Regions from separate parts of the Homo sapiens genome. Here region 2 is linked to region 1. Evidence: read pairs that join two places in POLR2A ChIA-PET (ENCODE). Cell type or tissue: Panc1. All regions are shown on one strand.

Region 1 (5,000 bases):
TGGCGACGTGCAACTGATCAATGGAGAGATGAGGAGAGTTGTGAACCAGGCAGTGAGGATGTGCTGTGTGGGAAATTCTCCTGAATCAAAAGAGATAACCCTTGGCTTCTGCATACCTCCCTGCCCCCGATCCTTTTGAATCACAGAGGAATCGCTTACAGAGTCTCATGTATTTAGAGATATCCAATTATCTTAGATCAGACTCGTGGCCAAAGAAATGCTCAGGAAATCGAGCTCATGTTTCTAATCTGATTGTAATTTCATCAGTGGCCCCGATGTAATTATTTCCCTTTTAGTTTACTTAACACTAACAAACAGCCTTTAATGATTTTTTGTTGTTGTTTTTAATGGAAAGAATCAATCTTTCTTCTCCAAATAATGAAGTTGAGTGGAACACCATGCATGAGCAGGAGAGTCGTCCTGGCACAAACGCTCTTGCTCAAGGTGCCCTTTCCTTCAAGCCCTTTAAAGCCCCAACAAGAGCCTCAGGCCCAGGCCTCCCTGAACCTGTGTTGCTCTGTCTGTGCCCTGAAGCCCCCAAATAAAACTCTCCATCTCCCCAAAGCACCAGCAGGTAGTTTCTCTTTCACAAGACAGTCAGGTAGACTCAGGTGCTCATGCCTTTGCAATGATTTCCCATCACCATAGTTAAAATCCCAAAGCCCTTCCCAAGTGAAAAACAGAAGCCAGACTACTTGAAGAATGTTCGTTGGAAATTCAGGTCCTGGGCATAATGTCCAGGCTCAGGTTCTGGCTCCTGAACTACCAACAGTGTGATATTAGACGAAAAATGCAACTTCCTTTTTTTTTTTTTTTTTTTGAGACTGAGTCTTGCTCTGTTTCCCAAGCTGGATTGCAGTGGCGCGATCTTGGCCCACTGCAACCTCCGCCTCCCAGGTTCAAGCAATTCTCTGCCTCAGCCTCCTGAGTATCTGGGATTATAGGCGCCCACCACCACGCCTGGCTAATTTTTGTATTTTTAGTAGAGACGGGTTTCACCCTCTTGGCCAGGCTGGTCTTCAACTCCTGACCTTGTGATCCACCCGCCTCAGCCTCCAAAAGTGCTGGGATTACAGGCGTGAGGCACTGTGCCTGGCCAATGCAACTTCTTTAAGTCTCTGTTTCCTTACCTTTAAAATGGAGAAAATAATATCCCAGTGAATTTCACTGGATCTCTGGGAAGAGTAAATGAGAATATATTTCTAAAGTGCTTAGCATAGTTACTCAGCACAGTAACATATTTACTCAATTAAAATATTAGCTGTCATTCTTACTTTTGTTCTTACAGTTTCCCTCTCTAGGTATCCAAGCCTCCAATCTGGCTGCTGGAATACAAGATGCTCCTGTCCTTCAGGCTGCAAACTGCCTGGCTCTTGGTGGCTTCCACAGAAAATAGCCCCTGGTTTCCTCTAATGAGGAGACATCACAGAATGACCAAGTCTCCCAAGGATTCTTCCTCCCTGAACAAAGTGAGCTCAGAGGGCTGGGGGCTACACCACGCCAGGCTCGGATTCTGCCCTACAAAGAGACTGGGGGAGCTAGACAAGCCCACTTCCCCCACAGCGACTCAGACAAACAAAGGCAACCTGCAAGCGACTGACTTTGCTGTCTCGCGGAGTGATTAATCTCCCTGAAATTAATGGCCCCTCAAAGGCAGGCAGCTGCAGTGGCTGTGCGCATCTGAATTGCAGGATTCCTCTGCATGCGTGAAGACATTTAACAGGACAGATGACACGTTGTGGGTGCCCATGGCCCTCAGGAACCCACACAACTTGACCATAGGTTCCATAAGCATGCAGGAATGGGGTCACCACCATGGGGTTCCCTGCCTACCTCCTCCATTCCCATTAACAGAGGTAAAAAAGCTGTCCCTCAGAAGAGGAGCAAGCCTGCGGTGGAGAAGCTAAGTGACCTTGAGCAAGTGAGTGAGCCTGGGTCTTCTCCAGCAAAACCAGCACATTGCTTTGGAGGACTAGGTCCTTTGTGTGCAGAGCATCATGCGGAAATAAGAAAACAAAGAAAGCCCAGCCGTCTTACTTCAATGCATCTACAAACTTATTGGGGGAAGGCTTTGGGGATACGGATTGATTATGGAAACCTGACATTTTAGAGGCTGTTCGTCTGAGACCAGGGGACATTTGGATGAAATTTAGAAAACCAATTATTAAATATGTTTTATTTTCATCCAAGCGATGGGCTAAATCAGTAGAATGATTAGGTTCAGGGATGGGTGGGAATCAGGGGAGAGGTTGGGTCAGGGATAGGGTGAGACAGGGCTGTGTATTATACACAGCATCCTGAAATAACATGTATTATTCCACAATTTGAACATGCCCTTTTTTTTTTTTTTTTTCTGAGAGGAAGTTTCACTCTGTCACCCAGGCTAGAGTGCAGTGGTGCAATCTCAGCTCACTGCAACGTCTACCTCCCGGGTTCAAGTGATTCTCCTGCCTCAGCCTCCTGAGTAGCTGGGAATACCGGTGCATGCCACTGTGCCTGGCTAATGTTTGTATTTTTGGTAGAGATGGGGTTTCACCATGTTGACCAGGCTGGTCTCGAACTCCTGACCACAGGTGATCTGCCAGCCTTGGCCTCCCAAATTGCTGGGATTATAAGCGTGAGCCACTGCTCCTGGCCTCAGCATACTCTTTTGATGGGGCTGTCTTCCATCGCCTGTGTCAAAATGTCCCCTTTATCTAAACAGCTGCACAGTGCACAATCACTCAGGCCAGTTGTGGACAGAAACCTGCCGTGTTTTGTTTCCTGCTTTTGGGGAATGGCCTTCTTCAATGAAGCAGTGACAGCAAGATGCAGAGAGCAGCAGGCTGAGGTTCGGTCCCCAGAGTTTGAGTTATGACTCTGCCCCCCTGGTGGCTGGGTGACCTTGGGCAGGCTGCATGACTTCTCTGTGTCTTGCAACCAGGGCTCTTCCTTTGCCTCTCAGCTGCTCTTCCCTGGAGGGTTGTGGGGGAGGCAAGGAAAGGGGCCCTTGCGGTAGTTCAGCTACTGAGTCACAAGGCAGCCCTCCCAGCCTGGCGGAGCAGATGGAAAACTGGCCTCCTGTGTTCCTCTGTTCAAGATGTCCTATGCAGTCAACCCTTAGGGGCTGGCAGGACCTAATAGATAGCCTGAGCCCCAGAAGCCTAGGGTAAATGTTTTTCTCTCCAGGTACCGAAAGTACATCATAAGGCCAGCTACAGAAGAGATGCAGGTCAAGTGCCCTCCCAATGCAAGGGCCGAGGTGCACACGTGGCCCTGGTGGAGTGCTGGCCAAGATGGCTGGCATCCTTGGCTTAGCATCTCCGAAAGAGCTCGCCCTAAATTATGCTCATTTGCATAACCTAGTTGTGGGCTTGGTTGACAGGGACAGCAAGCATACTGGGAGTGGCATAACGCGACTGTGGAAGACTGCAGGGGAAATCAAGTCCCAGTTACTATTTTCAGCCTTTAACTATCTCCTGAGGGCCAATCTTGCCAGTTGGACATCTTCACTGGGATGTCCTGGGCTGTTGCTCTTGGCTCCATAAAGTTCTTATCGTGTAGTTCTGTAGTTATGACCCAGAACCAACTCCCCTCTACCCACCTGCCACTATCACAGGGCTACCCTACCAATCCCTTCTTCTCCTCAACAGGCTTCAATGTGGCTCTGCCCCTCACTGACTGGGTAGCCTGACACAAATCATTCATTCCTTTGAACCTCAGCTTGCTCATTTGCAAAATGGGGATACTAAATAACTACCTCATGGGATAATGATGAGGACTTAGAGGAATTAATATACATAAAGCACTTAGAAGAGTGTCGGGTTCCTAGTCAGCACTACATAAATATCCCTCAACCAGCTTTCCATCTGGACTTACCTTGTGCTGGGAACCATACTAGATCCTGCAAGTTCAAACTCTTAGCACCACATTTCCCAAAATAATGCTTGATGGAACAGGGTGGGGAACACCCCAGTGATGCTCAGCCTTTTGCGAAACATCCTATGTCATGGTCCTCTCTGGGATATTCTCACTGCATTTGAAAAAGGAACATCTTCCTTTTACTTCCTTTCAAGGTTGGCCCGCTGCTCGTTTCTGTACAGACATAAATAAGAATGGTTTCTACTTTTTTTAATGGTAGGAAACAAAACGATTAAAATCATGACACATGAAAATCATGTGACATTGGGATTTCAGCGAATGTACAGTTCTATGGGAACACAGCAGTGCCTGTTCATTTACACACTGTCTATGGCTGCCTTTGCACTATGACAGGCAGAATTGAGTAGTTGGGACAGACACTACCTAGATTTGCAGTCATGGTAATGCATAATGATGTTTCCATCAACCATAGTGGTCCCGTAAGATTATAATGGAGCTGAGCCAGGTGCGGTGGCTCACGCCTATAATCCCAGCACTTTGGGAGGCTGAGGCGGGTGGATCACCTGAGGTCAGGAGATCGAGACCAGCCTGGGCAACATGGTGGAACGCCATCTCTACTAAACATACAAATATTAGCCAGGTGTGGTGGTGTGCACCTGTAGTCCTAGCTACTTGGGAGGCTGAGACAGGAGAATTACTTGAACTGGGGAGGGAGAGGTTGCAGTAAGCCGATATTGTGCCACTGCACTCCAGCCTGGGTGATACAACAGGACTCGGTCTAAAAAAAAAAAAAAATTATAATGGAGCTGAAAAATTCCTATCACTTAGTGCTTAGTGGCATGGTAGCCCTCTTAACATCATAGTGCAATGTATTACTCACGTGTTTGTGGCAATGCTGTTGTAAACAAACCCACAGCACAGTCAGTTATATAAAAGCATCACACTTACAATTATGTCTAGCACATATACAAAAATTTTACTGGCTTATGTATTTGGTATATTATTTATTGTTATTTAAGAGGATACTCCTTCTGTTTATTAAAAAAACAGTTGGCCAGGCGCGGTGGCTCATGCCTGTGATCCCAGCACTTTGGGACGCCAAGGATGGCAGATCACGAGATCAGCAGATAGAGACCATC
Region 2 (5,000 bases), 370 kb before region 1:
AAAAATTAGCCAAGTGTGGTGGTACGCGCCCATAGTCCCAGCTACTCAGGAGGCTGAGGCAGGAGAATCGCTTGAACCCGGGAGGTGGAGGGTGCATTAAGCCTAGATTGCGCCACTGCACTCCAGCTTGGGCAACAAAGTGAGACTCCATCTCAACAAAAAAAAAAAAAAAAAAAAAAAAAAAAAAAAAGTCCTTGAGAGTAAATGTCCAGAAACTGAGCTTTCATAGACCTGTACACGCTTTCTGGTGCTTACTTCAATATAGTGTAAGAAACTTGACTCATAAGCAGGGTCCAGGCTTATGACAAGTTAGTACCCCCTTGCTTGGCACAGTGTCACACACAGTAGGACTCTCAGAATATTTGTTACACAAGTGAGTGAACAAATACAACACTTTAGAAAGGAAAAGAAAAAGGCAGAGTGGACATAATTGATCACTGGGCTCAGCTCCTGATTTTCATTTGCCTAATTCTGATTTCTTTTTGGCCTTAGGCAGATGGAATAGAGAATATTTTTATGGCTGGCATTTGCAGTTTTTTAAACAACAAAAACTGTTTTTTAAAAAGTCAAAAAGAAAAACACCCCAAAAAAATAAACGTTCACTCCAGGCAAACTTCCAAATATTGTGATGTGTTTTCTCTTTGTTTCAGGGGAGAGGTTCACAATGAAACAAAATATTACAGCAACCTTTTGCAGATTCAAAAGGTTAAATTCAAAATGTTATCAATAATGTAACTCCCACTGTTTTTACAAAGAAAACCTTGATCCATAAAGATACACAATTTCTATTACAAGAAAACGAAGTGGAAATGTACCTGAACTTGTAAAACTGTCATTATTTAAATATAAGTCTTAAAATTCAAGATAAAGACCTTAGCACAAATATTTGACTTTCTACTTTCATTTCCAGTGAAATGAACAAAGGAAAACAAACTTGGGAAAAATGTCTATTATGATTAGAAACCAGGAAAGAATGCCATATCTAAGTCGGAAACTTCGAGGTATTTCTGCAAGATATAATTTAGGAAAAAGGGAATTTGATAATGAAATACATGTTAAAGAAATGGCTGCCTTGGGAAGAGCCGGAAGGAAACCAGTGTGGAACTGCAGTCAAGCCCCCAGCCAGGAGGAGCAGGTATACGTATCGTAACGATGGGTCTCTGGGCAGCAAGTTGCTAAAAAGCAAATCTTGACCCTTCTTGGGCCTCAGACACCTAGTGCAAAGCTGATTTAACGAGGAAGACCACCTCAGCCCTCATCCCTGCTTACCCTCAGCAGTGTGCTAGGCAAAATGTGGGTATGGCCATGAATCCTAACAAAGGCTCCATGTTTGGATCTTCTGCCCCTGCAAATACTGGGCTATGCTGACAAAAACCAACCATGGAGAAAATAAATCCTTCATACAGTGGCAAAGCTCCCTCCGGCAGGTGCCTACAATAATCGCTTATTCCCTTCTCCCCTCAGTTTACTGCATCTTTCTCAAGCAAAACAAAATGTAGCAAATTTAAACTATTCCCTTCTTTCTTCATCTGGGCCTGAACACCAACCACACAATCTCTAACAGAGCCCATCAGAACTACCAATAGCAGGCAAACCTAAACCTCTTTAAGGTGAGGGAAGAGAGAAAACAGTCACTGCAGTTTGAAATTTTATAAGTTTTTTTTTTTTTTTAAGGAGGAGGAACAGGAGCAGCTTTTTGTTTTTTTTTGGTCTCTGTGACAGCGATGGTGGCATTCGAGAGGCTAATGGCTAAGAACAAATCCAGCAGCAGGAATATGTCCAGTTCTCATGAATAAAAGGATCTGTGTTTTTTCCCTCAGAGGACCTGATCATGGGTCCAGAAGATAACTATTTGAGTTCAACGGTTTCCTTCTTTCCTAAGTTTTCCCCTTGATTTTCTCTTATGTCTTCCAAATATTTACCTGTACATTATTTGGTGAAAACAGTTACCTGATGGAAGAGTTTGAATCTATACTTCCCAGAAGTAACCCAAAGGCATTTGAAAACAGCAGTGAGAAAGAGTGTCCTGGATAAAGCATAATGAAAAACATCTTGTTGAGAGTTAGGATCTGGGCACAACCCCCAAATAAAAAGGGAGCTGATGTGGATGCTTCTACAATACAGTAGGATGACAGCCAAGCAGACAGTAGGTGTGCAGGATCTCTTCAGCAGGCGAGACCCTGGGACTGCCTCCTATTCAGTGCACGTGCATACACAGAACACGAGGGCAAACACACGACCTTCCAAAACATTTTTTTCTTAAGAACTGCTAGTGATTGGCCAGGCACGGTGGCTCACACCTGTAATCCCAGCACTTTGGGAGGCCAAGGTGGGTGGATCACCTGAGGTCAGGAGTTCCAGACCAGACCGACCAACATGAAGAAACCCCACCTCTACCAAAAACACAAAAAAGTTAGCTGGGCATGGTGGTGGCAGGCACCTGTAGTCCCAGTTAGTTGGGAGGCTGAGACAGGAGAATCGCTTGAATCCGGGAGGCAGAGGCTGCAGTGAGCTGAGATCGTGCCATTGCACTCCAGCCTGGGCATGCCACTGCACTCCAGCCTGGACAGCAGAGTGAGACTCTGTCTCAAAAAGAAAAGAAAAAAAAAAAGTACTCTTTTAGTGCCAAAAAAGCAAATCTGCAAAACCACATACACCAACAATTTATCTTACTTCCCATTTTCCCCCATTCTCCAGCCTCCCCTAACTCACCACTCCTATGAACTATAGTTTCTACAGGATAAAAATAGCCTAATACATCTTTTAAACATTCCTATCCAAACTGGTTCAGGTATATTGTCAGAGCTATCATCACTATCTTTCTCAACTCAATGGGAACTTGAAAGTTAGCAAATTATATAAATGAAGAACAATTCTTGGTTGATTATCACCATCAATTAACTGTTGAGGTGATTTTAGAAAGCCAAACTCTCAGTGGAGTAAAATCAATATGCTCTTTCTAAGGAAATAAGATTACGTAGCAAAAAAAAAAAAAAGGGGGGGACATTGAAGTTTTCTTTAGGCCTCTGTATGTATATTACCATATGTCACATATGACAAATTTATCTCATTTTCACTCATTACTAAGTAGATATTTTTCTGTAATCCAGCTAAATCTTTATTCTCTTGTAGCTTGTTATAACTATCAAATTCTGAAATATTTCCAAACATTTTTAAACGTAGATAAATGAAAAAATAGAAAAAAATGTAATGATGGTCATAAAAAAAAAAAACCAACAGAAGTTTTCCAAACACATTTCTTAACAATGCCTTAGTCACCAGTAAATTACTAGAGCTAGTATATGTGGGACATAAATTTCTAATTAATGTACTAAGATAATGTTTTAGAGAAAGTTTCTATCAGGAATCTAAAAATGACAATTTTCTAAATATAAAGATGAAGAATCAGCACTAAAAATCTAAAGTTCTTTTTTAAATCTTCAACTTGGAAGAGTATCTCCAGTCAATACAGAGACCTACAATCTACTGGGATCATAGAAGAATGCACACTGTAGCTTTGAGTGGAGTGTGTGTGTGAGAGAGAGAGAGCACGAGCGAGAGAATGAGAGAGATCACACACGTGAGAGTGAGCCCAGCAATCCAACGTTGGTATAGACCATGCTAGCATTTTTTATTTTTTATTTTGAGCGAGGTCTGAATTTTCTCTAAATATTTTGCAGTCTGTAGCACAGTGCTAGGAGACAGTAAAAGTAACAGCCAAGGTGTTGCATGCAAAATCAAGTATCTAGCTTGTTTTAAGCAGACTAAACTTAAGTAGGAATTTCCAATGAATAAAGCAGATTAGGGAGAAGCACAAAATATGTAATAGCTTTTATTTTATATCACCTTTTTCTTTCCAATTTCAATGTAGCATTCAATATACAATAGTGAATTTTCTGCAACTTCGAATATAATTTCATGATGTTGAGAATGAGTCATTATTGAAAGAGCTCTGTATCAGGTTTCTGTGTGGAGCAGATTATTTCCTCATAGAAGATAATCTTCTTAGATTCAAAGAGAAATATAGCACGTACTATGAAGGGTTTGGGGAAAGGAGAGGTATTTCTTGGTGTGATGGTTAATTTTATGCATCAACTTAATTGGGCCAACAGGTGCCCAGACCAAATATTATTTCTATGTGTGTCTATGAGAGTGTTTTAGGATGAGATTAACAATTGAATGAGTGGACTCAGTAAAGTGGACAGCCCATCTCAATGCAGGTGGCCTGAATAGAATAAAAGGCAGAAGAAGGAATTTGTCCCTTCTTTCTTGCCTAACTGCATGAGCTAGGCCATCTCATCACATTTCCTGCACAAGGACTAGAATTTACACCATAGGCTCCCCTGGTTCTCAGTCCTTCGGACTTTGAGTAAACACCACTACCTTTCCTGGGTCTCTAGCTTACAGACAGCAGACTTTGAGACTTCTAGGCCTCCACAATCACATGAGCAAATTCATTATAATAAAGCTCCTAAAAGTATAGATATAGATGTAAATATAGATGTACACGCACACACACAAACATAAAACTTATTGGTTCTGAGAACTCTGACTATACACTAGGTGCATTTTTTTTTAATGTAAACCTTTTCATGAAAAATGAAAAAACGGTGAGTGTTGGTAGCTTATTTGATAATACATACAGTACTTTGGGGTACTGTGACTACATCAGGTCATAAGGAATAAAAGTAAGTATGTATTTATGCCACCAGCATTTAATAAAATATACAAAAGGAACGAAAGCAGACTCTTGGCAAATGAAGTATTTTTAGTCATTGTACTTACTTAAAGAGAAAACAACTCCACAAGTATCCTTACTTTGTTGTGGTATTTAATTACTATTTTAAAAGTTAAATTCTATATCTCTCACAATAAAGATGGGGAGAAGGACCAGTCTGAAGAATCAGTGCAAATATTTCCCATTAAAATAGACATATTTCAGGACAAAGCTTTTAACAATGATATTTGAGAATATGCTGCATCTATAATATAAAATTAGA

What was found. Peaks named below come from ENCODE experiments on the same cell type or tissue, not always from the same donor. Only the 100,000 strongest peaks of a DNase experiment are listed, where the experiment ranks them.
Region 2: POLR2A ChIA-PET joins it to region 1 with 5 read pairs; 3 of 35 experiments call an interaction of 5 or more read pairs at or near these places.

What each region holds. Positions count from the first base shown.
Region 1 is chr15:80,232,141-80,237,140 of GRCh38, forward strand. The region is part of intron 1 of CTXND1 (cortexin domain containing 1); the gene reads right to left. Among named protein-coding and RNA genes, the nearest start is that of CTXND1, 18 kb to the right of the region's middle. In Panc1, CTCF peaks have their summits at 2,862 and 3,071; a DNase peak (open chromatin) is centred at 2,812.
Region 2 is chr15:79,864,391-79,869,390 of GRCh38, forward strand. The region is part of intron 3 of ST20-MTHFS (ST20-MTHFS readthrough); the gene reads right to left. All of the region lies in intron 2 of MTHFS (methenyltetrahydrofolate synthetase), which reads right to left. Among named protein-coding and RNA genes, the nearest start is that of MTHFS, 30 kb to the right of the region's middle. In Panc1, no CTCF peak of the experiment used is centred here; no DNase peak of the experiment used is centred here.